Linked DNA regions of Homo sapiens: region 1 is linked to region 2. A link is an interaction called in ENCODE POLR2A ChIA-PET data of the cell type or tissue named here. Cell type or tissue: B cell. All regions are shown on one strand. Each heading gives the region's core, and the rest is flanking DNA. Links, peaks and the distances in the headings are about the cores only. Region 1 overlaps APLF (aprataxin and PNKP like factor). Region 2 overlaps BMP10 (bone morphogenetic protein 10).

The links. ChIA-PET counts read pairs that join two places held together with the same protein. Peaks named below come from ENCODE experiments on the same cell type or tissue, not always from the same donor. Only the 100,000 strongest peaks of a DNase experiment are listed, where the experiment ranks them.
Region 1: POLR2A ChIA-PET joins it to region 2 with 5 read pairs; 2 of 35 experiments call an interaction of 5 or more read pairs at or near these places.

The regions. Positions count from the first base shown.
Region 1 is chr2:68,578,166-68,593,899 of GRCh38, reverse strand. It overlaps APLF (aprataxin and PNKP like factor), which reads right to left. Exons shown (of 10, transcript NM_173545.3): 10 at 13,738-15,734. Among named protein-coding and RNA genes, the nearest start is that of PROKR1, 58 kb to the left of the region's middle. In B cell, for the core only: no CTCF peak of the experiment used is centred there; no DNase peak of the experiment used is centred there.
Region 2 is chr2:68,849,684-68,865,417 of GRCh38, reverse strand. It overlaps BMP10 (bone morphogenetic protein 10), which reads left to right. Exons shown (of 2, transcript NM_014482.3): 2 at 1-4,509. Among named protein-coding and RNA genes, the nearest start is that of BMP10, 14 kb to the left of the region's middle. In B cell, for the core only: no CTCF peak of the experiment used is centred there; a DNase peak (open chromatin) is centred at 7,397.

The sequences.
Region 1 (15,734 bases), core at 2,642-10,641, 270 kb after region 2:
CTTCCAGCAGGAAAATTAAATGATTATGATATCTTTACTACTTTCTTCCAATACATATTTTCCAGTGACCATGATGGTACAGAAATACCATCAGGGCTTACTGTCTGACACGGGGTTAATGAGCAATATAGAAAAGTTCATCAATTCAGGAAACTACCTAAAGGTCATGATTAATTACATTTTCAATAGCCTTTAATTTTTTTCAGGATAACGATGGTCATAAAGAAAAAATGATTTTTAAATTATATTGAATTAAATTAAAATGATATAACTAAAAACAGAAAACAAAGATGCAAATGTATACTTAATACCAAAGAAAGTCTTATTTTTAAGTTTCTATCTCTCCTTTAGACACATATCAGCATATGTAATGACACATTTCATTAACATGCATGTACAATCTTCATCATTTCCACTTGGAGTTCTTTTTAAGCTTTTTAATAATTTGAGTGCTATTAATGGTTATGATAGAAATGTTTATGCTTCCCATGTATGGATTTATTATTCAGCTGACATGGGCTTGGATTTTGTTGGTTATAGTGTAACTCACTTTCTCTTCTAGAATATTCATTTTCTCAAAGTCACAAGATATACATTTAGTTTAGTAGAACAAATATTTACAGATAATCAGACATGTATATAGCACTGGGCTAGGTATTATGTGAGAAAAAGAGAACACAGCCCATTCCCTCAAGAAAAGTAGACCATCGGTGACACTTCTAACATGACCACTTCTTCCCTATTGAGACAGGGCTGTCAGCTAGAAGTTAGGGAGCCCTGAAGAGCTCTAGATGTCCTTGGTAATACTTCCTCTTCCCTGCCTTCAGGATGCCCCAAGCCTTGGCTGCCCACGGACAAATCCAGGTTGGAAGCTGCAATGAGAGCTCAGTACCCTGTATCACAACTTATCCCAACATGCTGTCACCCGTTTGCTTCAGTCACCACCAGGATCCAAGATGCCAGTTCACTTATTCCTCATCTATTATCTTATACCTGTGTGTTCAACAGGTATACAAATATGACTCAGTTTCTCACTCCTTCACAACCCTAAACTCTTGACCTTTGTAACTCACAGCCTGTCATTTGCAAAATCCCCTAAATGCTCACCTCTTCTCTGAACATTCCCATGATCTAGCCCTACACAATCTGGCTCCTGCCTACTTCTACCAGAGGAAGCCCTCTCCCACCCCTCCTCTCCACCTTGATCCTTCTACCATAAGCACTCTAGTTTTCCTGCTGTTTCTGGAACTCCCCAGGCTCCTTCCTGCCCGTGGCCTTTGTACTTGTCAGCTCCGTTTGGTATACTCTCTTCCTACACCTTCTCCTGGCCACTGCCTTGTTCACTCAGGTCTGTATTCACACATCACTCCTCAGGGAGGCCTTTCCTGACCACGGATCTAAAACAGCCACCACCCCTCACACCTATCGCAAGCTCCCACCCCACCATTCTCTATGCTTTTCCCCTGCTTTATTTCTATAGCACTTATTACACCTATCGTAGTCTCTATTTTGTTGGTGTATTTCCTGTTATCTCATTATACTATAAACTCCATTTGGGAAAGAACGTTGTCTCATTCATCTCTGCATCTTCTATGCCAAGAACAATGTCTGTGGCAGTTCCAGCTGCTCAACAAGTATGTGTTGAATGAATGAGTGAATGAGTATTTCAGAATTTTCAGAATGCCCCAGAAAAAAATTCATGGTTATATAAGTTTTAGAAACAGTAGATATATAAACCCAGTTTTAAAGACTCACAGGACACATTTGCTTATGCAAGGCTATGTCAAGTCTCAAAGCAACAAACCCATTTAATTCCGCATTTCAAAATTAATTTCATCATGGTACCCTTTTTAAGCCTCACCTATAAATATCTATAGAATCAGAATTCCATTTGGGAAAGATTGCTGTTGGCAACTGAAATCTGTTGAGGATACTTTAGAGGAGAATGACATCTCTTGACCTCTGGACAATCCCCTACTTCCTTCCCTTTCTTCCATCTCCAATTTCCTAATTTCTTTTATAGGCCAGAACAGAACCCACTCTCAGGAGTCTGGGCACTGGGAATCTGGGGCTCACTTAAGAGAAAGTCTCTCTGTTGGTGGACACTCAAGAGACTCTGTTACCCAAAGAGCTACACTGAGGTGAGCAATGTGTCACCCAAGCTTATCTCACATGGGTGACAGGAACCTCCAGTACAGCAGTATCCAGCCTTGCCCCAGTTCCAGCCTCCTCCAACATAAAACTCCCTTCCTCATGGTAAGATATGAGGGTTGGAGGCCATTGTTAGGAGAGTGAGGGTAAATCCCCTTGCCTCTTCAACTTGCTACTTTTTACCATTTTTACATGTATCCTGGGAGTTAGGTTTAAAGGCTTAATTAGATTCAGGTTAACATTTTTGGCAAGGGTGGAGTCAGCTCCTTCTTTGGGCGAACTCTGATGGAAGTTATCTGTGATCTGCCCCTCGGTGGGACCTGGCTGCACTCTCTTTTCCACGTCACCTCCATTGAGTATCAGGTCTGACTTGGGCTCAGAAGCTGAGTCTGGTGGCCTCATGTATTCATTGCCTGTTACATATAAACTGAAGTTCACAGCATTCTCTGTCTCCTTGGTATGCTGTAGGCATGGGCTACAGTTAATTTTATTTTCTCTTTACCAATTAAAACGATGCTTTCCCCAAATAAAGCATATTATTATTTTAAAATTTATGGACCCTGTGAATTTTACAACTGACTTTCCCCCTTGTTTGGGAAGACTGAGAGCTGGATTTGCTCCTCTATAAACCAGTATATGAGCTATGCTTTTCTGTACATTCTTGTGAATTAACTTCATCCCTGGCTTAAGCTTTCTATTCTGCTTTTGTGTTCAATTCTCCATCTATTTCTTTTTCATCTTGTGTATTTCTGTAAGCTGCCTTGGTTCCTTAATGGAATGAGGCAGGAATGTAAATCCACAGAGCAGCAGAGTGTTTGTAGGCATAGGAAGATGCCGGCATGTGTTGACATACTTATTTGCCTATCTTGCAAAGTTTAATCATCAGAACTGAAGGTCATGAAGCACTGCACCATACTGGGTAATGACATGGCATTTCCATTGGCATTTAATGGTAAATTGCATTGCCTTTCACAGTACTAAAACTGTTGTTGTAGAAGAAAGAAATACTTTGGATTCTGGAAATTAAAGCAAATGGGAGAAATAATGTAAACCACCTTATCTATTGGAGGCCAAAGTTTCAAGCTTGTATTCTGGCTGGAACTCTCAGCCTAGTGCTACCCAAACCCATCTGACTTCCAGTCCTCAATTTGCTCTTCCTGAGAGGGAAGGTGGAATTCTTTAAGAATTGTGATCTTTCCCTGAACGTGTTTTAAAATTGAGGACGATGGAAAAGAAAAAATAAAATGAGTATCAGACACTTTGCAATTAGCTATTTAAGAGAAATACATCTTAAGTAAGGAGGAGCTAACGGAGTCTTTTGTAGCCTACACAGCTCTGAGCTGACTCCCAAGTTCAGCTTCAGGTATTATCAGGCTGTCGACAGGTCAAGAAAGAAGACATGAGAAGAGCTGGCCCCTGCGTATAGAGAACACTAGCCTTGTCTTCCATGCTCACTTGTCTCATCTGCTTGAGAACTTCATTTCTGCCTGTCTTTGGGCTGTTTACCCCATAAAAGCCCAACTTTGCTATTCTGAATCTTGGATCCTTGCCCAAGAGATTAGTTAATGCATTTGTGTACATGGCAGTGTTGAAAAACAAAAGTTGCCAGGCAGCAGAAAGACAACCAACCATCCTCCCACAAACATGACTTTAGATCTTGGTTTGAACAAATCAAGTAGTGTGATGTGGAACAAATTCATACACTAGAAGGAAGTTCCTGGATGGCCTGGATTTCTGTCACCCCAGTGCCTGGAGCAGAGCTTGGCACTAAGTGGGAGCTCAGTAAGTATTTATTTGTTGAACAAATGAGAGGATGCTAGGAGTTACATAGGCCAGTACAACTTCGTAGCATTGGTGTTTAATGGTCACAGATCACAAAGGCACAGATCATGTCCTGTGCTGAAAATGAGTTAACAAATTCAAACAGGCTGGAGCTGAGCTGTCCCCTATTGCCCAGAGCTCCCAAATACCAATTGTTTGCTTTCCTTCCTTTGCAGCATTGGGAGCCATTCAGTGACTTAGAAGACGATGTTAGAGTGTGAGAGGTCACACAAAGATATGAGGCTCCTGAGTGTTCAGCTGACAGCCCCACCCCACTGACCAGGACAAAGGTTGCCCCTCTCTGCTTCTACTGCCCCCTTTTTTTTTTTTTTTTTTGAATCGGGGTCTTGCTCTGTTGCTCAAGATGGAGTGAAGCAGCACAATCTTCTCTGCTCATGGCAACTTCCATCTTTTGGGTTCAAGTGATCCTCCTGTCTCAGCTTCCCAAATAGCTGGGATTAAAGCGGGCACCACCACACCCAGCTAACTTTCGTATTTTTAGTAGAGACGGGATTTCGCCATGTTGGTGAACAGGCTGGTCTTGAACTCCTGACCTCAAGTGATCCACCCGCCTCAGCCTCCCAAAATGCTGGAATTACAGGTGTAAGCCGCTGCACCCAGCCTGCTTCTACCCCATGTTCTGAGAGTTCTGCCTGTGGCTTCTCCTCTGCAAAGTTACCTCCAACCTTGTCTTCAGCCCTGTTTCTCCTGATGGAGCCAGTGTAGGAAGTGGTGGGTAGGCAGTGCGTCCTGCCTCCAGTCCCTGGGAAGGTCCCAGGCCGCTCTGCCTCTTCTGTCCCTCTCATGCTGTAGGAGCTGCCAAGGACAACCTTGAGGAAAGGCAAAGGCGTTCCTCAGCCTGCCAGGCGGTGTGACCTGTGTGGCCCTTGCTCTGCTTCCCAGCTTTGGTGTTGTTATTTCTTTACCTATAATGTGTGTTAAACCTAAAACTCCATTCCCAGCTGCTGCAGTTTAAAGCTATACTTAACTCTCTAATAATAAGCTAATATATGTTGGTGCAACACTTTGCACTCTGTGGTCCAAAGATCTGAAGAACATTTTTTTATTCCCCCCGAAAATGTGAAGAACATTTTTTTTTAGTCAGGATGCATTTACATAGCACCTGTGTAACAAAATAAGACTCATTACTTGGCAAAATGCCAGAATTTCATGTTACAGCGTTGTCAAACTTTTAAAAGACAAACATTAACTTTGCAACATTTCTGTCAGCCTGACTCCTTACTTACTAACTTTTGGAGAAAGGAAAAGAAAGATCATAACAAGCAATGACCAAAATTTGCTTAATTGACACCATAGTGTTCATTACATAGCTTAATCTTAATTTAAACTCTAGTGTAATAACTAAAAGTTGGTTTGTTTCTCCTTATGCTGTATGTAACAGACAGGACTGACTAGCTTAAGGAAAATATGAAGAGCTGCTGGGGTCGTTTGATGAAAGGAAGAGTTGACCAGCCAGAGAACCAGACAGCTCTGAGGCCTCAGCAATGGAGGCCTGGGGACCTGCTCTCCAGAGTGCTGTGGTAGAGAGCGCCTCTGATACGAGGCGCTCCTTGTCCCTGTCCTTATCTACTCAAAAAAAAAAAAAAAAAAACCCTAGAAAAAGCACCCGACTGGCCCTGCTAGCGTAAGGGGTCACCCCAAACCAGTTGCTGAGGTCAGAAGGGTAAGGTCATGTGCCTGGGCCGTGGCCCCTGGAGGCTCTCTTCTGTGCGCCGGCACTGTCCCCAGAGAAGGAATCAGCCAGTGAGGCAGCTCCCCAGGGTCTCCACCAAGGGAAACACAAATGTTCTTCTTTAAAATGAACCAAGTAGGTGGGGTGCGATGGCTCATGCCTGTAATCCCAGTACTTTGGGAGGCCAAGGGGGCAGGATCCCTTAATCCCAGGAGTTTGAGACCAGTCTAGGCAACACAGGGAAACCCCATGTCTACAAAAAAAAAAAAATTTTTTTTTAATTACCTGGACATGGTGGGGCATGCCTGTAGTCCCAGCTGCTTGGGAAGCTGAGGCGGGAGGATTGCTTGAGCCCAGGAATTTGAGACTGCAGTCAATGGTGATTGTACCATTGCCCTCTGGCTTAGGTGACAGAGCCAGACCCTGTCTTAAAAAATAATAATAATTAAATTAAATTAAAAAGAATAAAATGAACCAATGGTGGCTCCTGTTGGTGTAATGTCGTGTTGAGAGATGCAGGGAATGTCATTAACTCGACACTGTCACTCCAACAGGCTTGATCTCACTATTTCGTTAACACTTCTAAGGTGAAGTGCTAATGACTTTTATTGGTTTAGGAGGACAATAGTCAGTGTGCTAGTTTGAAAGAAAAGTTTGGGGAAAACAAACATGTATCCTTCCTTAGGGAATATCTACATAAACATCCAGACTGCTAATTCCAGACAGCTGTTTATTTCACAGGCCAGTAAGCCTGCTAAGTCAAAAAACGGACATCTCCTTAGCAGGAGGCATGTGTTAATATTTAGGTATGGACGACTAATGCCATTTTGAGATGTCAACCATTAATTAAAAATAACAAGTGCTATATCTAAGAATAACAGGCAGATTGATCTGTGGCTATTAATTAGACCTAGCAAGCAACATGATTTTATCTTCTGTCAGTTAGCTCTTAGTAATCAACATTGTCAAAGGAAAGTGACTTTTATCAGCATGGAATTAAGGGTGCTGGGCACACAGTTTGCTTAATCTCAGTTTTGGAACAACAAATTTCTCTTTCAAAATAAAAGAGATGAATTACAATGATATACTTTCCTTAAGCTAGCACTAACACAATTAGGAAGATTCTGGTCCTCCCACTTAAGCACTGAGGTAAGGGGGGCAGAGGTTGTCTGGAGTCCTAATTAGCTCATGTTCTTCAACCCACATTTCTTATCCAGTGATGAGAACCATGGGGAGAAAGCCTCCTGGCTTCTTACCTTTTGGTGCTCTACTAACAGAAGAGAAACAATCCTGAGTGTTCACCTGCTGACCTAATGATGCCAACAGTGAAGAGTCCAAGCACCAAGATATCAAGGAGAACTGAATCATGCAATGTTTATGGTGAATGCTGAATATCACAGAATGTCAGGAGTTGTCCAGAAGAGGGTGGGAAGATGAAGAGTGAAGATGCGGGAAATTATTTGCTGAAAAAAAGTTTGATATAATTCATTTGTAATTCCCAATGTTTGGTACTATCCTACGAGTAGAAACGTGAATACTTTCCATTTCCTCTGTGGCTATTAATCTGTTCACCCTTTTTAATGTCTTATAAAGTACACTTTGGAAAGTTATTTTTTTTAGAAAGTCATACATTCATCTACATTTACAAATTGACATGAAGTTGTACATACTCTCTTACAAAATTTTAAAATATCCATATTTGTAGTTCTAACCCTTTTTATTTTTAATGTTTGTCTTTTTTTTTTTTTTTTTTTGCTAAGAGTTGTCTCTATTTTTTCTCTTATTGATCAAGTCTGTTGGGTTTTCCTTTTTTAGTCTTTTATCTAAAGATTTTACTAATTCTATCCTATCCTTGGCTAATTCGGATGCTCTGCTTTTGTCTAGCTCTAAAATACTTAGTTGATTTATTATTAATCTTTTTTCTTATACATGTAAGACAATATTATTTTTCTTCAAATATATTACTTGCTACATAATAGTAACATAATACTCTAATTGTTGCTTATTTTTAAACAGCTTACAAGTTCAACCTGATGCCTTTTTTTCCAGAGATATGATTTTAATCTACTCAGAAGGATGGATTAAAATATCACATCCATTAGATTTATTTTTCCTGTCCTTTGGTTGTTCGTTTCTAATTTCATTACACCATAGGAGGTTTCCACTGTGGGCTCCACAGACAAAATGAAACCCATGGCACAAACAAGGAAGTTTCCTGACAGTGTAGTTAGCACCAATGTGAGCCGCTAAACTCACAGCTAATGAAGGTTAAAATCTCAAGAATAATCTGTGTCACTGATGGAATTACTGTGTGTATAATTTTATGGTTTCAAAGAATATTGGCTACTTCTATTCTTGACTTTCCATCTTTTATGCTTTATGAAAAATGAAAGTCGCACAGATTAATCCCAAACTTCAGAATGATTAATTTTCTTTTGAGGCGTCACAAACTCTGCTTGCTTTTCATTGTTGGGCCTGGACTGAACTCCTCATTAGAGATATATAGAAGTGGGCTTATACTGCTTGCTTTCCAAAGCTGTCCTTCAACAGCATCTTATCCATGAACCAGAAAGCTGTGTGTGTGTGTGTGTGTGTGTGTGTGTGTGTGTGTGTATTTTAATACTAATACTAGTGCCCCATCTGAGAGATTCTGACCCAGTAGGTCTCTCATGGAACCCAGCACCTATTGTTTTTTAAAGAAATTCACAGGGGATTCTGATGCACAGCTAGGTTAAGGATCACTGTATTAATAAATTTAACTAATACAAAAATGCTAACAGAAGTACAAGTACCCATTCCTTAACTTTCACAACATTGTAATCTCTCTGCAGATTCCTTCTTTCTGACTATAAAACATGCTGTGTGTTCCCACCGTAAAAACAATGCCACACAAAACAAACCTCTACTGATTTTATCATCTCTACACTTCCCTAGAGTGATTGCAATCCATTTATTTCTTCTCAACCATTTCTTCCTGAACACCCTGACATCTTGCTTCTCCCATGCTACTCTTTTGGTCATCATCACTCATGTCCAAAGAGTCATTTATCCATTCAACAAGTATGTATTGAGCACCAGTTATGTTCTAGGCACTGTTCTTAACACTGGAAATTTGGCACTGAAAACAATGGACAAATACCCTTGTCTTGATGAAGTTTACATTCTAGCAAAGTGAGAAAGAAAAACGAACAGAGGTAAATTACACAGTATTCTGAGAAATACATATTATGAAAAAAATAGAGCTAGGTATAAGAGATCAGAAGTGTATATGTGGGGATGGAGTGGAGGAAGCAGAAATGTCAAATAGGGTGACCAAGTAAGGCCTTAGACATTTCCCTCAAGGGGAACAACTCTTGAAGGAGGTGATGGTCTGATCCATGTGATTATCTTGGGAAAGAGCATTCGAGGCAGAATGAACAGCCAGGCCGTAGACCTGAAGTCAGGAACATATGTGAGAAAAAATAAGGAGGCTAATCCAGCTGGATCAGAGAAAGTGAAAAATTGTAGTAGGTGAGGCTGGGGAGATAATAAAGGACATAATAAAGACTCTGGCTTTGGTCTGAGTGAGACTGGAGACCACTGGAGGGTTTGGGACAAGGGTGTAATATGATTTGACTTAAGCTGTAATAGGATTACTCTGACTGCTGTGCTCTGAATAAACTTATAGGAGACCAAAGGTTGGAGCAGGGAGCCCAAGTTGATAGCAGTTGAAGTGCAGAAATATAGTCAGATTCTGGATATATTTTGAAAGTAGAATCAACAAGATTTTGCTGATTGTTGAAGGAAGTGGGACTGAAGAATAAATATTCTTAAGGTTTTGTGGCCTGAGCAAGGGCAAAGAAGTTTCAGAAGGACAATTAGAATTCAGTATTAAACATGTGAAGTTTGAGGTGTTTATCCTACAGTCAAGTGGAAATGTTGGGTAGGCAGTTGGATATATAAAGGCTTGGAGCTTAGGGAAGAGGTCTCTCCTTGAGATACAAATTTAGGAGTTTTCAGCATATGGAAAAGAGCCACAAGATTGCATAAAATCACCATGGAAATGAATGTAGAGAGGAAAAGGAACCTAGGACCAAGGACTCTGCCCTGGAACACTTTAAGTGTTCATGGAAAAAAGAAATACCAAGCAAAGAACACTGGGAGTAAGGTGGGTAGAAAACTCAAGACATTCTAATTTCCTGGAAGTCAAGTGAAGGAAATGTTCCAAGGAGATGGAAGTGACCTTTTGTTTCAAATGTTGAGGAAAGATTGAGAAGGATGAGGGCTGAGAAATGACCATAGGATTCAGGAGAGTGGAAATCACTGATGCACCTGACAAAAGCAGTTTCAGTGGAAAAGGTGGTGGGAAAGGCTTGATTTTGTAACCAAGTTCAGGCTCATCCTACTCATCGCACAACAGCCAATAAGTAGGGAGACAAGGAGTTGGAGCAAGGAAGGCAACTTAATTTTGGAAAGCCAGTAAACCGAGAAGATGGCCGACTAACGTCCTAAAGTACCATCTTAAATCAGAACAAATTTCAGGCTGCTTTTATGTTAAGGGCAAAAGGAAGAGGAGGGGGTTGGGACAAAGAAGTGACCAATGAGTACAAATATGTGGGCACCAGTAAGAGTCCAAGGGCTTTGGGAACTTCTTTGTGCTTGGTCAGGTCACAATGCACCTATAAATCTTTAATAAAACATAATTGTTTACATACTTCCTCAATAATCACAGAATTAGTTTCAAAAACTACATGATTCCTGTTTTCACATTTAATCTCAGTGCTCTGAAATTATCCTAGCCTACGTGTAGCAATGGGTAAAGGTCCCTTAAATGAAAATGGAATTAGTTATGTTAGTTCTTTTGATGTTTTTCTGTTACAATTTTAAGGACTTAAAGGATGGGCACTGGTGACAGCAAGTATAGACAACACTTTTGACGAATTTTCCTGTTAAGGGGAGAAGATAAATAGGGTAGTAAAGCTGTTGCAGGGAGTGAATTAAGGAAAGTTTTTTTGTCTCTCTTTAAGATGGAAGAAATATTATTAAGTTTACATGGTGATGGGAATGAATCAGTACATAGGAAAAAACTGATGAGATGGGAGAGGGGGAGGAATTACCAGTGTAATGTCCTTAAGCACGTAAGAGATGCCTGGATCTAGGGAAATGATTTTAAATAAAATAATAAACAATTTATCTATAATACCGGGGGAGAAGATAAAGAATTTGAGAATAGCTGGTAGGTGGGTAGATGCAGGTGAGAGTTTGTAAAAGTTCTCATTGAATAGCTTCAATTATCTCAGTGAAGTAGGAAGCTAAATCTAATCTCAGTTCTTAGGTGTGTAACCATTCTATAGCAACTGACAATATTAACTACTTCTTCCTTCTTAATATTCATTCTACTTTCAGCTCCCGTGACACAGAAAGTTCCTAACATTCCTCTTCTTCTAATTCCTCTGAAGAATCTTTTTATCTATCTTCCTATCCCTTAAATTATGACACTAAATATCTTGTCCTCAACTCTCTTTTACCACTTACTCCTTTGGTGACTGTGGTAGACATTACTAGTGTTCACTCTGTTTCTCATCTTTTCTGGACACCCATAAGACTGTACTTCCCAAGCCCCTTCTAGTGGTTAAAGCCATGTAATTACTTCTGGCCAATGAGCTGCAAACAGGAGTGATGTCACTTCAGCCTGAAGCCTTTAATTACACTATAACCCTCTACTTTCTGTATTCCCTTGCAGTCATGATTAAGAAGGTCTCACGATCCAGATGATACAACTGCAAGAAGGCAGAGACTGTAAAATGCTGGAATGCTGAGTTGCTACATGGAAGACAGTGCCCTAGAGGGTCACCCAACACAGAAAATCTTGGCATAAGAAAATGTTCCTTGTGTTAAGACACTGAGATTTTGGGGTTATCCTAGCATAACTAGTCTAACTGAATGGCACAGTGACCTACTGGAGTGGTTCTCAAAATTTTCAGCCTCAGGAGTCTTTTCACTCTTAAAAATTACTGAGAAACCCAAAAAGCTTTTGTTTATGAGGGTCGTATTTGTAGACAGTTACCATACTGGAGATTATAATTGAGAAATTTTTAAAATATTTAGTAATTCACTTAAAAAGAAGAGTAAACCCATTACACACTGATACATGTATTTTATAAAAAATAATTATATATTTTAAAGAATTTAGTCAGATGAATGGCATTGTTTTACATTTTTGCAAATCTCTTTAATGTCTGTCTTCTCTAGAAGACAGGTAGATTCCTGTATCTGCTCTCCTATGTTGTTTTGCTTAAAGTACATGGAGCAAACCAGGCCTTACACAGATATGTAGTTGAAAAGGAAGGAGTATTTTAATAGGCTTTTCAGGTAATGGTGGATATTCTTCTTGATGTCACAAAAATAGACAAATTGCAGTTTCTGGAAGATTAGTTGAAATATGGAATCTGAAACCATATTAATGAACTTAACAGACTCTGTTACATTAAGTCCATTGCTTCATCTTACACTTTGACTGGATCTCTTACCCATGCCTGGTTTTATAACATCATACACTGGTTATGTGGAAAATGTTGGCTTACTAAGTTTTGCAGCTCTTCCAAATATTGATACATTTTATTATATCATATCACCTACAATATCATCAGAATAGTTTTTAGAGTTTTGAAAAGCTATCAAGCTAATGGTGATGAATCCAAGTTCTTCCAAAATTCTGATTTTTGCTTAAAAGCTCAAATTTCAGCATTACAGCAAATACTGTTGGTTGTTTTCCTTGAAAACAGGGCTCATTTAGTTCATGTTTGATAAAACATCTGCCAAATACTGAAGTTTGAATAATCATAATATGTCTGCCAGTCATTCTTTCAAGTAAAAATTTTGTTCCATAAAAAAATCTGTTAGTTCATCCTGCAACTCAATCACACCAAGATTTTCTCATGACTGAGACTGTATATACTTCAGTATACAGCCAGAGGGGTATTTCTGTTACACTCTAGCTTCTCCTTCTCTGACTGGTCCCATTCTATCCACTATGTTATTTGAATGCTTGCCTCATTGCCTTTGTAAAATCTTTTACTGTAGATACCATTTCTTTTTCTTTTTTGTATCTTTCATGGTATTTAGTAGTCACTGTCACTGAATGAATAAATATCCTATTGTCCAGAATAGAGAGTAAGCACATTGAAAATAGGGACTCTATGTTATTCTTTGAATTGCTGACACCTAAGACAGTATCTTGGGCACAACAGAGTATAAATGTGGTTGTTTATGATGATAAAGTTTATTATGTACATTATATTAGGGTGGCCAATAATAATCTCAATCATAATTATTCCTTATCACTTTACTTTCAGTACATATTGTAGAGGTGAAGCTTTGTAGGCTAGGTTTGTAGATTGGCAGGAAAAGATCCCCCTCCCCCACATGCACACACCATTATGGACTCCTGGCCAACAAAGAGACTGAATGGGAATGAGGTGGTCTCACAGAGCAGGGCTGGATGCAGCGTGCTGGTGGACAGTTTCCCCCTCAGTGAGGTGTGCTGGTGACACTGAACAATTAGTTGTAAGAAACTACCCATTTACTCTCAGCTTTACATCAACATTCTGGAGTAATTATGCTCACAATCTATCTGCTTTCATTACAATGAATGTTTAGGATCCTCTAGTTCTAGAAACTCAGTATCAATAGGGCCATCCTCAACCAGGGGAAAACACCAAAGTCAGTGTTCAAGTGTCCCCCAAAACTCTTCAGGTCTCCAGTTTCCCAGGGTCCTAGAAAACCCATCCCCCCTCAAAAGTTTAGCCAGAAAATATTTGCTTTTAAAATTAGGCACATAGGTGAGAAATGTATATATGATAATTTTTACCATGACAGAGGAGGCTGGGATATAGTTTCAGTTCCAGGAACACCATGACAGGGAGAATTGGCTCTTATCCACTGTATAGAACAGCAATTAATTTAAAAAATCAAGCTTTGTTAATGGTGCTCTTGAGACCACTGACAGCCTAATGTTACCGGTTTTCCCTCTGTTTTGGAAAACACAGATCTAAACACAGTCCAATTACACTTTCATTTTCATTACACTTCAGTCAATTAAGCTATACATTTATTTATACAATAGTTATACTCAAAAGTGTCTTCAGGATGATTATGAAAGTTGCATTAAAACTGTATCGTTAAAAGCAGCTACCATGAACTATTACATTACTACGAAGAATATCCTTTGATATTAAATATTTTTTTCCTTCTAAAAGACTGGTATTACCCTTTGCATTACTTTTTTGTGACAGATTTATTGAAATATATAGTTCACGTGCAATGAAATCTACCCTTTGAAAGTGTACAATGCATTGTTTGTAATATATTTACAGAGTTGTGCAACCATCACTGCCATCTAATCTTAGAACATTTTTATCACTCAAAAGGAAATCCTATACTCATTAGCAGTCACTCCCCATTCTTCCTCCCCAAGTCCCTGGCAACCACAAATTTGCTTTCTGTCTTTATGGATTTGCCTGTTTTGGAAATTTCATATAAATGAGTTCATACAGTATGTGGCCTTTTGTGTCTGGCTTCTTTTACTTGCCTTCAAGGTTCATCTATCTTGTAGCATGTATCAGTACTTTATTCCTTTTTATGACCAAATAATATTCCATTGCACAGATATACCACGTTTTGCTTATCCATTCACCCAGTTGATAGTTGATAGACTTTGGGTGTTTATACTTTTTGGCTGTTAAGAATAATGCTTCTATTGACATTGTGTACAGTTTTTATGTGGAAATGTTTTCAATTCCTCTGGGTATATACCTAGGAGTAGATTATGTAACACTTCAAGGATTAAGTTAGTGGCAGGGATGAGAATAAGTTAAATATTACATTCGTAGATTTGTTATACTACCAAGGCTAAAGGGACATTATAAGGGGAAAAATAGTTCCCAAATAACAATAAGAGATAAAAATCAGAATAATAGGTTATAGTCTAGAGAAATGTTTATCTTATTCTTGTTCCAGTTTAAGTAAATATTAAATATTGTATAATTACTGGGAGATATATTTTAAAGCAATGAGAAAATATTATTATAAATATGTTTTGATCTTTTAAGATATAAATTTTTAGGTTCCTTTAGAGTAGAAAATAATAGCATTTAACAAAGATTCTTTTGGCTTAGTGATTTATGATTTCAATAAATATCTCCTGCTCTGTGTACACAACCCAACTGTTATTAAAGATTCTAAACTACATTTTAACAATTCAAAGTCACGTAATATGAAGAGCATTATAGGGCTTAAAGTAGTTTTAGAACAGAAATACAGAAAGATACTTTGTAAAACTGGAGAATAAGTGGTTTCTTCTTGATATGGGAGGCCAGAATCTTGAACTTTCAACTGGCAAACAACTTGCTACTTTCATCTGAGGTCAAAAAAACTAAGGCAAAACTAATGCCATTTGAGAAAGTTATGTCGTTTCTCTATTCTTAATATAAAGACAGCACACTGAGAGTTAAAATAATCAGCTAGGACTTTAGTTTGAAAAAAAAGGTCAAGTTTTTTGAGTTTTTTTACTTTTAAATTCAAACATACAGTAAATTGCAGATGTGGAACACAAAATAACATTCCCTACATGGTGAACATTTCTCTTCTACAGCCTAGTTGAATCTATTTTCAGTACCCATTTGGAACCAATCTTCCCAAGTTTTGAAGGATAAAAGTAGTAAGTGAAATTGCAAAGCTCACATCTAAGGTACTAGAAAAAAAACGCCATTATGTAATGGCTGCATTTTTTAAAGCCTGGTTCTGCTTACAGAATTACTTCAGTAACAATGAAAAGAGGCATGTTTTCATGTACTTTGCCTGGTTATACTTGCAGAGTACTCCATAATCTTTGGAAAAAAATTTAAAAAGACCAAAGTTTTATGCAACCTATGGCTTTTACTTTTTATTACCAATATACAAAGTACATAAAAAATATCCATTTTTACTCTACCTTCTCTGTCTTCCTATTTCCAGATGCTTTAAGTAGGAAAGAAAAGGCAAGGCAACAAAAAATTCCATCTATTATACTGAAGGCTGACGTTTCAATGTC
Region 2 (15,734 bases), core at 3,712-11,711:
ACCTCCCTGTTGATTTGAAAACAACCCCTAGGCAAAATACAGTGTCAAAAGACACACACTTGTGTATGTATATTTGTACATACATGAACTTACAAAAATCTTTTGGTTCTATGCAGGCAGGTTATACTCATCTACATGCATGACTCACTCAAATGTATGCATATTAAAGGCCAATGGTATGTTCTCTGTTACCTCTTCTCTGAGTAGGATTTAAGTCAAGATAATTGACATCAGGGTTTTAATCATCCTAGGAAGTATTACCCTTCCTAAATACTCTGGAAATGTAAGTGTAGCTTTTGTCAGTTGAGTTTCTGTAGTTGCTCAGAGAGGAGGGGCCTGGCAAAGGATGCTTGAAGGGAAGGGTTAATTGATACAGAAACCAAATGGACTTAAGAGGTCTTAGAGGTACAACAGGAAAAAATGAACCCATGGAGGACCAATGTGCTCCAGAGGGCAACTCCTGGTCAAGGCAGGAAAACAGAAGAAACCAGCATGAAATCTGTTCCTGAGACAATAGGAAAGCAAGGCCATGAGTACTGGCCATTGCTGCTGCAGAGAGTAGAGGGGTTGGGAGGGTACTTGAAGGGGAGAAAGGGAGAAAGGGAAGAGGATATTGATGTTATCCTCAGAGGCTATCCTCAGATGTGTCTGTAAAACCAAAAGTGGTTCTGTTTAAAGAATTAAATCTTTTGGACAAAATAGAAGTATCAAAGACTAAGAGGAGGAAAATCAGAAGGGGTCTGTCTGTTGGAAGAAAGGATGTTAATATCTTTCTTCACCTGTTAACACTGTTCCCTTGTCTCAGCACCCCTGCTTTCCTCTGCTCCATCTTCTTCCTTCCCTCTTTCTTCTTGGCCCTAGTGCCTCTCACCTTCCTCCCATCCCTGTGTCCCTGCTCTTCCCTGGCCTTCATGATGCATGCTGTGAACTGGAAAGGGACACCTAAGTGCCTTTGCTCTCAGGGTGAAAGGAGTTAGTGTTCTAATTTCTAAATCTTCCCGTGATATTTAATTTGATTTTATTTTAATAATATCCTTTATCAAATGTTTTGTTCATGAAGAATACTTAGATATAAGAGAAAAGAAAACCAGAATAAGTAAGTATAAGAAAAAGAAAACCAGAGTCCAAATGAATGGATTTAAATAAACGAATTTATGAATAGACACACAAGCAAATGACTCAAAAGCCAAGCCTGAATTTTGAAATCATGATTGTTTCATGGTAGAAACCCAGTAACTTTCCCATCTTCTCATCTTACCATCTTCCCATTTTGCAACTGGCCAGGACTGAAAGTGGTGAGGAAGTGTTCTGCACAGGAAGGGTCCGGTGGGTTTTCCTGGCAGGTGGCAGCCTCCAGTCTTAACCCCTAACCATTTCCCTCTACCTGGCAAGCATATTCTGGGCTTTGTGCAGGAGGAACCAGAGCAGAGCAGAGCAGTTTCCAAACTGTTCCAGCATCTCCAGGCAGGGAACATGGATGGTTCCTGTTAGAACCAGGAATGTGGTTTCCAGTACGTCATCCCCCATTCACCCCTACTCATCTTAAGGAATGCTTCCTTAAGAAGTCTGACACTTTTTTCTTTTTTTTACCCTGGAAAACAATCAGTCCCCTTTTACAAATCTCTTAAGGTTATAAACTCAAACTGCACTAGACAATAGAGGCAAGGAAAACTATTTTGAAGAAGGCCCAATTTGAACCTCAGCTCGCTAGATCTGTTGTCTGCTGGGTGAATCCTGGGGAATTCATTGCTCATGGAAGAGTGGTGTTTTGACCGTCAGTGGGTATACAGTGATTGATGCTTTGAGAAAGCCATGCAACTCAGAATCACTATTTGTGGAACAGCCTCCATATAACATGATGTGTGTATGTGTGTGTGATGTATAGCTGGCTTTGAATAACCACGCTTAATACCCTCAGTGGAACGTGGTGCATCCTTCATACTCCATGGTACACAATGTATACTCACATACTCCAAGGTACTTCTTATCCTTTCTAAAGGACACTGTAATACATACACAGTAAAACCTCAGCTGACCAGGATAGTCCTGGTTAGATAAAAATTAAGCAAATTTTCTTTATGTCTAATACATATGACAGTGGTGTGCTGGTAAAACCCTTACAACCAGCAATCCAGGGGGAGAAAAAGCCCTGATTTGTGGATTTCAATGCTGCAAACGCTCCTACATGGTCTATCTTGAGCTGCCAAGGTGATGTCAACTGGCTTGCAAAACTTCTAAAACCTAAGTCAGCTCTTGGGAGCTGTGCACTGGTGCTGGCACACCGCTGACATTTAGTATCCCACTGACATTAGCACACCGCTGACATTAGCACCCTGATACTAGAATGTTAAGGATGTGCCAGCCCTGCTTTCCACTGTGTGCGCTGCTGGCTCCGGGCTTCTGGAGAAATCTTGTCTCGAGCACTTATAGTCACTCTTCTGTTAAAGAGATATGAAAATATAGGCTGTTGGCGATCAGGCTGCATAGCCCAGTTGTTTCTTTCTGCCCATCCAGATGTAAACCTGCATTTCTATGATTTTCTGCTTCCCTGTGGAAAGGGAGTGCAGAGAGCAACATATTGTTATTCAAATGTTGCTAGTTGTATTTTTTTGGCTTTTTGTCAGAAAGTGAAAAGACACAGCCCGTAGAGGAGTTCTCCCAGCTCCCACCGGAACCCCGGCAGCACACCGGTGTCACTTTCAACTCCTGCATTGACAGGAAGCCAGAATATTGTCAGATCCTTAAAAAGGTAGAATCTTACTAATGTTTCTCTGGTCATAGACCTTCTTCTGGGTCCCATGCCAGTTTTTTTCCCCCTTTTATTGCAGAATTATCATCACCGAAGTTGATATAGCTAAACAACTCTTGAGGAGAATTATAGCAGAGGGACTTGGGCAGCCCACAGCCAAAATATTCATGTAAGAGTTTCTAGGCTTCCCACTATTTATTGATTGATATATTTATTTTTGTAAAATATTGTAGAATACCAAATATTTTATTTTTATGTCTGTGATTCCCTTTTGGATAGAGAGTCTTCTGGGCTTCAGAGTATGGCTCACATATAATATATGGCCTGTATTTCCATCTCTCTCTTTTTGCATCAGAATATTCTATTGGTTTAAGGAATCTTGCCATAGCTTGCCATAATTTTGTATATTTGTGTCTTGCAGGCATGCTGTGCCTACAAGCATGCTTTGTAGTATATTTTCTGATTTGTAAATAGTACAGTTTTAACTGAAGTGTAGATGTTCCAGGAAATATTTAACCAATACATTGTCATGCAGTTTCATAAAGTGATGTTGTCAGTTTATCATGAGAAGCAAATATTGTCAGGCTGTGAGAGAATGTGATTGCTACTCAGTAAACGGAGATGCTATTTAAATGAATCTTTTCATCCCCCAAATCTGGTACTTCCCCTCTGAATTCACCTGTTGCCGTCACTGACCCAGAAATTCAGAGATGTGATTGGTCAAATTCATTTGTAATTGGACCAATTACTTTGTAAATGTCAAAAATGTTAGCTTAGTGATTTCCAAAAGAGTCAGCCCCAAAGTGCCGAATTCTTTCCTGATGTGTAAATTTTGGTCCGGGGAATTAATGACAAAAACCTTTTTTTTTTAAGAACTGTTACTAAATGTTTCAGTATTTGTTATGATTTATATTCTTCAAGTAAAAGATATTTTCATATAAGAGAATTTTATGTATTCTTCTTACTTGATTCATCAACAGATTATGAAGCCTAGCAGTGTTCTGGCAAAACCTTTTTAACTTGCCTAGAACACAGAAGGGATGTTGCCCTTTTTAAGGTTGTAGATCTTTTCAGAGTCACTGTGGGTCATTCTCAACCCTTTGCAGTTCTGCAAGCTCACATATGGTGCAAGAGGAAATGCTGGTATGACTCTGTGCATTTTCTTGCCCCCAAACAGGAACAGTTGATTTCCTACATTAAATGGAAGGTAGATGTGACTATGGAAGAGAAGTACACAGGGGTGTTTCTGCATGTGAAATATTTGTCATAAGTTAAAAACCCATCATGGAATAACTGTTTGTTGTGATCAGCATGTTTTTATCACACATGGGCACTGGTTTTGTGAGCACCTGGCTTGATAGTGGTGGGGCGGCCAATGTGCCAGCGCCCGCCTACTGAGCATTCATGGACATTGGAAATCAGCGAACACCACAGACACACCGAATCAGCTGATGCACGGTCATGTTCTGGGGTAAAACCTGTTCATTATCCATGTCCACATTTGTATAGTTATCACTAGACTAAAATGAAGATGGAAATAAATATTTTACCCTGTGTTCATGAACCAAATGTGTACCTTCAGAGTCTTTTTAAGTAAAATAAAAAAATTATTTTGGTGATAATTATTTGCAGCTTATTTTTCCTTGAGGTAAGGTATTTAATTTTGCACACTCCCCACTTTTTCATGTTTCTACTTGATAACATATCCCGATGGAATAAAACTAATTGCTATATTAATAAAGAATGGTCTGAAGAAACCATAAGTTGTTTTTGGCTTGTAACTGACCTCAGTAGGGAGTGGGATTTTGTAGCTCCATGGTTCTCCCACTTTATATGACTTTGTGTAATTCCCATTAATGCCACAGGCATTCACAGAAAATACAATTGGCTCCCTTTTGTCAGTAGCTGGGAAATATTTCTTCTTTGAATACCAAAGGAGGCAGTTTAGAGGTAACAGTCCTGGCCAACAGACAGACCTTGCTGCTTTTTCACGAAGGAAATTCATTCTTATGGCAGAATGTGGAATTTGAAGGGCATAGGGACAGCCCCAGGTAGAATAAAATCTCTTCCATCAGAAAATCATCCTGCATCACTTTTTTTGAGGGGACGCCTCCAGTGTCTCAGCTGGCAGGCTGAATCTGGCAAGTGTGTCGGAGGGAAGCACAGCCTTCATCCCTGGATGAGCACTGATAAGGTAAGACAGGGCTCTCCCATGGAGGAAAGGGAGCTGAGAGCCCAAGATGGGGCTGAGCCCAGGACTGGACTAAACAGACCTGAAAAGCCACTCGTGTAATTTGATTTTGAATTCTTTAGCAACCTATTCATTCTCTTCTTTAAATAAGTCCGTTTATAAAAGTCTGTCACAATGTGGGGTCTGGAACCCATCTCTGCAATTGGTTTGACCTGATCACAGCTATGCTGGACCAGCCGCCTTGTTCTGTGATTTCTTTCCTACTGATACAGCCTGGAATTGCACTAGGCAGACACACAGCTGCAAGTTATTTGGGGGGTAGTTTGTTTACAAAGTAAGATAAAAAATTATTTTCAAAGCTCACATTATACATTTATAATATGTTACAGGTTCTAATAGTATTCCTGATGTGAACTGAACTTTGTGGTATGGGGAAATCATGCCATGAGATCTCTGCATGTGACTCCAGTCACATGAATGAGAACCCACTTTTGTATAGAAGTGACTATTTGTAAATAAGGGGCCTATTTGGAGAAGGTGAGAGCTTGTTAACTTGGGTGGTTTAAATGGATTATGTGATTATCTCCAACTCACTCTCCTGAACTGTCAGTTTACAAGAAACAGCTCCTGCCCTCTCTTAACCTTCCTCAGACCATTCACACAGATCTAAAGTAGCTCATCTCATTCCAAGAAGAAAGCCCAGAAATGCATAGACAACGCAATACGTTTTTACTCTTAAATGTGATTCTGTGAATCTTATAAAAAATTTAGGCCACTCAGTTCAAATTAAGATTGATGGGAGGTGTGAAGTACCATTGTCAACTCAAGATTTGCTAGAAAGTTTTCACACACAGAACACTGAGCCCACTTCCTTGCACAGCATGGGAATGGTTTTAGAAAATTTAGTTCTAACTCCTTATTAGTATCTCACCTAAAATGCGTACCATAACCTTACTAATTATGAGGAAACATCAGATGAACCTATTTTAAGAAGATTCTGCACTCTTAAAAAGTCAATGAAAGGCAAAGAAAGATTGAGAAACCGTTATAGATTTAAAAAGACTAAAGAAGCATGACAACTAAGTGCAGTATGTGGTCCTGAATTGGATCCTAGACCCCTCAAAAACTGGCCAAAAGCACATTATCTTTTTGTTAAGTCCACTGCTGCCACAGCTGGTAGAGAGTCCAACTTCATCCATTGTATGCTCTCAAATGACATTCATTTGTAAAAATCTTCTGCATGGTTATTGCTCTTTTTCTGAAACTGTGAGAAGCTATACAGGAGTAACTAGGCTTTTGCTCAATGCAATGTCCAAGAAGCAGGCAGACAGCATTAAAAATGAAACCTTTCTTTGCTCAGTAGCCAAACTCAATGCAAGGAACAGAGCTGAAGGGAAATTGTTCATCACATGGCAAACCTGATGTTAATAAATGAGCTGCAATAAAACATTTTCCTGAAATAACCAAACTCAACATGCTTTTCAGGCAATAAGCCATCTGTTTCAAGTGTTTAGAAAACGGATCTCCAATCACTGGTAATTTAAACTTCCTTATACCCCAGTTCAATGTTTGATAAGGAAAGAGTGCTAACAGGATGGAAACTGAGTTACTATATTAAGAAACCCAGCAAGAACAAAAACCAGCCCCCTGCAGCTATTTTGTTTATGCTCCAGACCCATCTGTTTTAATTAACGTAATATTTACATGAGACCAGCTCCTGTTACGTCTTTTGCTGCAAATATCGCATGTTTTATTCTTTGTTGTTGTTGTTGTTCTTGCTTTTAAAAGAGATCCTGCAAAAGCACAGTTGCAGACTATGCCTGAGCGAGGTGTACACCGGGGAATTACACCTGCATTCTAGCTCCCCAGGTCCAGGCTCACCTGCTTTGTGCAGTTTGGGGTCAGATATCAGGTTGCCAGATGAAATACAGGATGTCCAATTAAATATGAATCTAAGATCAAACCATGAGTAGTTTGTTTAGTATAAGTCTGTCTCAAATGTTGTACAGAACATACTTATACTAAATAATGTTGGTTGACTACCTGAAATTCAAATTTGGTTGGATGTTTTTATCTGCTAAATCTGGCAGCTTAAGTCAGGTATTGCTCAGAAGGTTACATGAGTGGAAAGATCCAGAGAAAGATGAAGTCGTTTGCCTTTCCATGCCTAGAAGGGCTATTCAGAAGATGACTAATCACAAAGCATTAATTTGTTTACACTAAACAAATTATTCTAGTAAGGTTCATCATTGAAGAATAGCTTTGAGATTTGAAGTGGAAATCCCCTTGACCATGTCTGCCAATGCTAAAAACAGTAGTAACACCCCAAAATCATCATCCCCAGTTTATACGTGAAGAAATTGAGTCACAGTGAAGAAGGCATACTCTTAGAGGTCATTCAACCAGGCAGAAGCAGAAGTAGGATTGCGAACCCAAGCAGCTCACTTCCAGCAATCAAGCCCTTCCCTGCTCTGCCATGCTGCCTTCTACTTAAAACCACAAAAGTAGTGAACTTTCACATCCATTTTCCTACAAAATCTGTCAACAAACTGGAAACCCCCAAGCTTTAGCCAGGCGACACTGAGTGGGCCTCATACCTCAGGATCCAGGCTGCCTACCATACTTCCATCCCTCCCCTGGGGCTTTTTCCTGTCTCTTGCTTTCCTTCCCTCTTTGGAGCTGTTCTTCACTACTACATCTTTAAGAGTTTTCTCCCTGCAATACAGGTGCTTCCTCTTCCTGCCCTTTCTCAATGTATGGGTCCCATAGGTTAAGAGCTCACTGAGAATTCTGCAGAGATAGACACGGAGTGATGACAAGGACAGAGCAGAGTCATATGCACAGGTTGGATAACCCTATAGAGACCCTGGGGCACTCATTTGGTCTCTGAGTCCTCTCGGCTCCTCATCAGAATTGCCCAGACATTTCTCTCAAGGCTGGGAGCCTAGAAGGTGTTGGGTGTGAGACCAAGATGCTCAGCCCACAGCTCAAGGAGGAATCAGGCTGACACTGCTGGCTAATCTCATGCCCCAAACATTCTGCCAGGGTCCTGGCCAGCTATGTCTTTTCAGGATTTTCCCCTCCCTCTCTTATGAAATCTGTCTGTCAACTAACTGGAAACTCCCAACCCTTAGTGAGGAGACATCACATGGACCTGAGAGGTTTTTCTTTCCTCCTCGACCCCCACTGGGGAAGAGGCATGTTTCCCCAGAACTTCAGAAGATTCTCAACTGAACTGACTGACATTTTCACTACCTTTCCTGGGAGTCTTTCCAACACCGAGTCCTGAAAACCCTACCCTCAAAGATTCTCTTTTTTTATGTTGACTTCACCTATTTTAGATTTTGCTATATTCATTAAAAGTGAAATTCCTGGAGAAAAGGCTATGCACATTTAAAATATATAATTCTGAGAGATACTACCAAAAATGACTCTCCAAAACTTTACATCAAATTATAATCCATCAGCTGTGTATAAGAGTACTATTTCTACAGTTTCCAATATTCAATACTATTGCTTTTCTCAATGGACCCTGTTATGGATTGAATTGTGTTCTCCCAGAAAGATATGTTGAATCCCTAACCCCACATACCGTAGAATGTGACATTATTTGGAAATAGGGTCTTCATAGAGGTAATCAAGTTAAAATGAGATCCTTAGGGTAGACTGTAACCCAATATGACTGTTGTCCTTACAGAAAGGGCAAATTTGGACACAGAGACAGTTGGAACACAGGGAGAATGCCATTGAACATGAAGGTAAGGATTGCAGTGATGCTCCTACAAGTCAAAGAACACCAAAGATTGCCAGCAAATCACCAGAAACTATGGGCGAGGCATAGAACAGATTCCCCCTCACGACTATCAGAAAGAACCAACCAAGCCTACACCTTGATCTTGGACTTCTAGCTTCTGAAACTGAGAGATGAATAAATTTCTGTTGTTTAGACCAGTTTGTGATACACTGTTACAACCGGTCTGGAAAATTGTTACAGATGCTAAGTACAATAATTCCTTGTTATACATTTATTTCTTTAATGATTTAAATTGACTTAAAATTAAAATTTAATTATTTAATGATTGGTGAGTTTGAACATATTTTGACATATTTCCTGACCAGTTTTCTTCATTTCATAAATAAACTTTTCCTTTTACCCAGTGTTCATATTTTTCTAGCTAATTTGTTGGAATTCTATGTATTATGCACAATTAATCCTTTGTTATATGCTATGGATAGTTTTCCCAGTTTGTTGCTCATCTTTTAACTTTTTAAAAATAATACATTTTGTTGTTTAAAAAGTTTACATTTTTATTTAGTCAAATCTTTCAGTCTTTCCCTTTGTGGCTTCTTCACTTAGGTGCCTCATACTTAGAAGTGGTTTCTCCATTTCAAAATTATTACAAGGTTTTGTTGGCAAAATAACTGTCATTTTTGGCCTGGCCTAATGAAACTGCCAAGGGAATAAGAAAAGGTAGAGGGAAAAGGAAAGTGTTTTCTATTTTGTCTCTTCCTTGGACTATCCTAGACCAAGTTCACATCATCTGAGCCTGGAAGAAGCTTAAAGCCTTACTTTCTCTTGGGAGAGTTCTTGGAAAACCTCTCAATCTGCAGTTCCTGTGACTTGAGGCCTGGGTGCTTACTCCTGCAAAGCCCAGAGAACCTGCAGACCAGCCAGGCTCCTCTGTGCTAATGTCCCCTTATGCCTCCAGGCAGTCTTATCGGATGGTGCCATGATGTCGTTATCTATCACTGTGTAACAAACCACACCCAGACAGTGCTTTCGATAATAACAATCATTTATTTTGCTCATGAATCTGATGGTTGATTCAGATGGGCTTAAGGAGAATATTCTCCCTTGAGATCTCATATCATCTGATGGTAACAGGGATGCCATCATTTTGAAGGCACCTGGGTTGGGGCTTCTTAGATCTCTCTGTCTGTTCCCTCCACGCTGTCTTTCTAAACAGCTACCTCAGGGTAACCAGACTTTCTGTTCAGAAAAGAGAGAGAGAGAGAGAGAGAGAGAGAGAGAGAGACCTGTATTGGCTTTTATTACCTAACCCTGAGAGCCATGCAGCGTTACTTTCTCCTCACCCCGTGTGGTAGGACTGAGTCACAAGACCAGCTTATAATCAAGGGGAGGAGAATTAGATTCCACCTCCTGATGGGAAGTGTGCTGATGAATCTTCAGACATCTTTAAAAACTCTCACAGATAAATTGTGAGAATCCTCCAAATGGATTCTCTCTCTTCTGTGTACTGCCTGTGCAGGGTCTATAGGAAACATCCCTATCTTCCTTGCCTTGATGAACCCTAAGGGTGCAAGCCAGTCCCTGCTCAACAATAGCTTCTCTTCTTCGCTCCTCCACCAGACCAGGCTGCCAGGCTCTCTCTTGACCTCAGATTTCTGAGTGGGCTCAGACTTGAGTCCTCCCTGCCCCCCACCCCCAAATGTAGGAACACATATCAAGTTATCCCAGGGGTACCATTTGAACAACTCTTCCTGTACCTGAAGTGAAGGGCAGACATTCCTCCTTCCCTCCCCTAAATCCCAACAATCAGAGCTTGGCTAAGTAAATTAAGATTCACCCAGAAATGAGTGTGTTGACTAAAATCAAGTTTTGAAGAATACTTGTAGGCATGGCAAATATTCCTTAATGGGATAACAATTTTTCTTAAGTCAAATCATGACAGGTCTTTAAAATTTGGTGACCCAAGCTAAATGATGTATTTAAGCTAGAGCCAAAGACTACTTTCAGTTCTTTTGGTTTACTAGTATATTTTAAAGCTATATTTGGAATGCTTGCACTTTCAACAAAGGAATCACAGAAAAATTAAGCAACTTAACTAAGGTCATTGTATCAGTCAGCAAAAGGATTGACCACAAGATCTAGGTTTCTCAAGTTCTAGTATTAAGACTCAACCTTTTGCCATGAAGATGTTTTCAGTGAAATTTTTTCTAAGATTTACCTCAATATTTTTGTTTCAATGAGGCAGAAAATAAATAACAAAGAAAAAATTTCAGATTCTCCTAGACAATATTCTGCATTTTCTGAGCTTTCAGGAATATACTTGAACAAAAGCCAGATTTTAATAAATAAATGCTGCCAAGAAATATTATTTAATAAGTAGAGGTCCACATGATGCAGCAGAATGTTATTTGCTTGAGGAGTTGCAAAGTGAGAAGCAAAGTGCTTTTGACACATCCCAGGGCATGGTGTTGAAAAGCTGCGTGTGGAGTTAAGTAAAGGGTGAAGGCAGTGCGGATTTACACAGCAAGTACAGTAACCGAGTCCCATGATCTATCACCTTTAGGTTTGTTGTTTTTTGCCATGACAACTGCTTATCTTTGGTAGATGTTTTTGGATCCACAGCTGTCACTTGAGGAAGTGACTTTCCTTAACTGGCTTGACAAACAAAGACCAAATATGAAAATTCAGCAGCAGAACGAGAGATTTCCATATGGGAGATACTATGAGGTTTGTTAGAACTGCTCTTTTCATGGGTGCACAACTGATATAGAAAAAGACACAATGGCAAATACTGGTAACTCTGATATTCACCAAAAAGATGCAGTTAATCAACCACCTACAGCTAATTTGAACCCTTTAGAGCTAATACTAGTGCTATTACTGATGTGACAACTTAAAATCAGGAATAGGAAGATTGGAATGTTTGCCTGTAACTCTTGTGCTCCAGGCAAATTAAACCAACCTGAAGTTGCAATGCCAGATTACAGACTCTTCTATGCCATCTCATCCTGTATGGCCATCTTGTTGTCCACCAGTACAGCCCTAGTTCCTGTCTTCTTCTCAGACCATCCAAGGATCCCAGGATTCTCTTTGAGCTCCCTACAGCAGAATGGCAACCCCAGGGCCAAGCAAGTAACATAAAAAAAGGAAAGTCGCCAGGGTACCATTGGACAGCTCAGGCCTCAGCTGTTGGGAGCAACAGCTATGCAGTTCTAGATGACTGTTACCATAATGGAGTTTAGACCTGTGTGTACCAGATATTCCAATTTTTAAGATAAACTGGAAATACGGAACTTAAAAGTTTTTGAATTTTTCCACCTGGTTACAGAAAGTGTTTATACAATTCTTAGAAGTATAAATAATGCACATTTGTGAGTCAAATTTGGTTCCAAAGCTACGTCTTTACCCTGTCTGGCCTTGAGGTTAGTACAAATACTGGGAGAATCACATTCCTCTTGACTGAGACTATGGCCTTTCCCACTAAGCCCGTAGTCCTGCCAATAATGCCCAGAATTGGAACTGATCCTTTTTGCTCATCCTTCCATTTGATGTGCAGCTGCTTTTCTTGTTAAGACTGATTAAGAGTTGGGTTGGGTGCTTCTTTCTTCCCTCATTCTAGGGGAATGTATCTCTGTTTCCTGTTGACACATAGCCAACAGCATCCTTGAAGTTCTCAAAGAACTGCCCTTGATCCTAACATTGTTCCTATAGCCCAACATTAGAATGGGACTTTCTTCAACAAAGATGCACTCTGTTTCAATGGTTTTCAAGCTAGTTTGTGCATCAGAATCTTCTGAAGAGTAATTTAAAAAATAGATTCCCTGGTCTCACCCAGGAGAATGAGATTTAGTCAAATGGGTATGATATACGGCAGCAATTCCCTAATATTTTATTCTCAGAAGCTCTTTATCACCTTAAAAAATCACTGACTCCAAAGAGCTTGTGTTCATGTGGGTTTTATCTATTGATATTTACCATATTAGGAATTAAAACTGAAAATTAAAATATATATGTATTAATTCATTCTAAAACTAACAAACTCATTGCACATTAATATAAATAACAGTTGTTATTTATATTTGTTTGAATAATAAATGTTTTTCAAAACAAAATTAGTTTCATGAGAAGATTGGCATTGCTTTACAATTTTGTAAATCTCATCAGTGTCTGACTTAATGTAAAACACCTGGGGGCCAGGCGCCGTGGCTCATACTTGAAATCCCAGCACTTTGGGAGGCTGAGGTGGGCAGATCATGAGATCAGGAGTTTGAGACCAGCCTGGCCAGCATGGTGAAACCTCGTCTCTAATAAAAATACAAAAAATTAGCCGGGCGTGGTGGGGCATGCTTGTAGGCCCAGCTACTCAGGAGGCTGAGGCAGGAGAATTGCTTGAACCCGCGAGGCGGATGTTGCAGCGAGCTGAGATCATGCCACTGCACTCCAGCCTATGCGACAGAGCGAGACCCTATCTCAAAAAAAAAAAAAAAAAAAAAAAAAGACACCTGTATTTCCCTATCTGCTTTGCATTCAATCCATTGCAATATGTCGTTTTGGTTGAAATATGTGAAAAACACTTGGCTTCACACAAATTTATAGTTGAAAAAGGAAAACATATTTTAATCGTCTGTTCAGATAATTGTGCCTATTGTTCTTTGACACTACACTAAAACTTAATGAATGGTAGTTTCTTCAATGTTAGTTGCAAGGGAAAATCTTAAATCTTTTAGTAAACTCTTTGTACTTAGTTATATTAAAAGCCATTTGTCCTGTACTTTTAATGGACCTTTTACCTACACATAATTCTATAACATTATATATTTGTTATTTGGAAAATATTTGTCATCAGACCTTCTACATGTTGACATATTTCATTAAACAATATTATCACATATCATGTGGCTTCTGGAAAACTGTTGTACGCTTGGTGAGAGAATGATATTGATACAAGCAAATAATGTCCTGGTGTTATTATGTAAATAGTTTTGACTTCTATGGACTCTCTGGTCCACAGAGCCTTCTCTAGGAAAAAACAACAACAAAAACAACAACACAGTTCTTTCCTATACATGTATAAAACTAGATTCAGCTTCAGGCTGTGCTATTAACTAGCTAAGAGACCTTAAGAAAGATTCTTTATCTTTCTATGACTAATTTTCTCAACTGTAAAATAAAAGTGTTGAACCTCAGTTGGTGTTTATTAAGGGAGTACCATTAGCAATTGAGGCAGAAAAAGTTGCTGTTGAGAGAGACTATCCCTCACGTTACATTATATGTATTATTCCTGGCCTCCCTAAATATGAGTAGCACGATACTCCACCCTCAGCCATTGTAAAAACCCAGAGCCCTCGAGAGAATCTTTTGGAGGGAGCTATTGCCTCTAGTTGAGACCTATTGGACAAAAGGAATTTTAAGTTTCTTTTCAATTCTGAAGCCAATTCTATTAAAATAGGGTAAATGACTACTTTTGAAACTATTGAACACACTTTGAATTTCTCTTTTGCCGTGTGTGTGTGTGTGTGTGTGTGTGTGTGTGTGTGTACATCTACTTAGGTATTACAGATGTCCTTAAATATGTTGGATTAGACAAATGTTTGTGACCACATGGAGAAATTAGAAGAGCTGGGGGTTGGAGCAGGGAAAATAAAACAGACATAGGAAACAACCCTCATATTTTCCTGGCCACCTTGTTGCAAATTAAGAAATCTTGAAATCTTTACTAGTTGATAGTGCTTTGCACATTCCCTTGTTCAGCTGACCAGAGGTGTGGAAAGGAAGAGCTAAGGTCTCCCTAGCACGCCAAGCTTCAGGAAACCTAGATGGCCATGAGCTGGTCCCTCAGCCCTGGTTCCTTTTGCTCCTGAAGGGGCTGTGTAGCTCAGAGGGTAAAAGCCTGAGCTGGACCCAGCCTGCCTGGGTTTGAATTCCAGCTTTGCCACTTCCTGGCTACATTTCCTTAGAACGTCACTTCCCGTCTCTGTGTCTGAGTTCCCTCATTTGCCTACTGAAAAGAACAAAAGCACTGGCCTTATGACTTACTATGAAGATTAAATGTGTTGATGCATTCAAGGTACTTGGAACAATGTGTGTCAATGTGTAAGGAAGCAATAAATGTCAATGAATAGCATTCCTAAGTGAAGGTGGGAAGCCCTGCCCCCTCCACTGAAAACCCCGGTTCACCTTTCCCTGCTACATATTTTACTTCTTTTCCCAGAAGGCTGAATATGAGGCTGATTGATTTTTACCTTACTCTTCTGTGTACACATGAGTTACTGGTTATGATCTGGGGAAGCATCATTTTATAAACCTGCAGGGCGTCAGCAAAGAGCTCTCAGGGAGCCCTCCTGATGCCATTCCCAGTGAAGGCAAAGACATTTCCCAAAGCCTAGTAGAGTCCAACAGAGCTGGCACACCAGAAATTTGGAGGATTGGAACACACATTATTAAATGTGGTTTGTCTGAAATGGTCTCCTTTAGCAATGAGTGTCCCACAGTAAAAGGCTAAAATGAAATTCCCAAGATTTTTAGTTTGGCAATGATCAGTGAGAAAATAATTCCTGATTAAAAAAATAAGACCATCCTTGACAAGACTTTTCCACAGGAAGCATTCGAAAAAGTTTGGAGGTGAATCCTGGAGGAGTGCTGCCTCTTGTAAATGTGGTGGTTCCCACGAATGTCATGTCTTCTGTCTTGTCCTAAAAAAAAATGCTTTACATTTGTGAATTCTGCCTTTTGCAGAACCTCCTTCTGAGCTCCAAAGAATTTTCACTTTCACATCACCAGAAAAATGAGGGTGGTAGGAAGATAAGAAAGCAAGGGCTCCTACTTCTTGAGTTAATTGTGGACCTATTTGTGACTTGGCTTCCGGCTGACTCACAGCTTCTGAGAGAAGAATTCCAACAAATGTGTATAGTCCATCAGCAGTGCAGAGATAAGTGGAGGTGACCTCATGGCAAAGCTTCCGTATGTTTGTGTGTCTCTGAATAAACACTCTCCAGTGGCCCTTCTTGGTCGGAGTTTCTCATTTTTCTTCCTAAGTGTTCCTG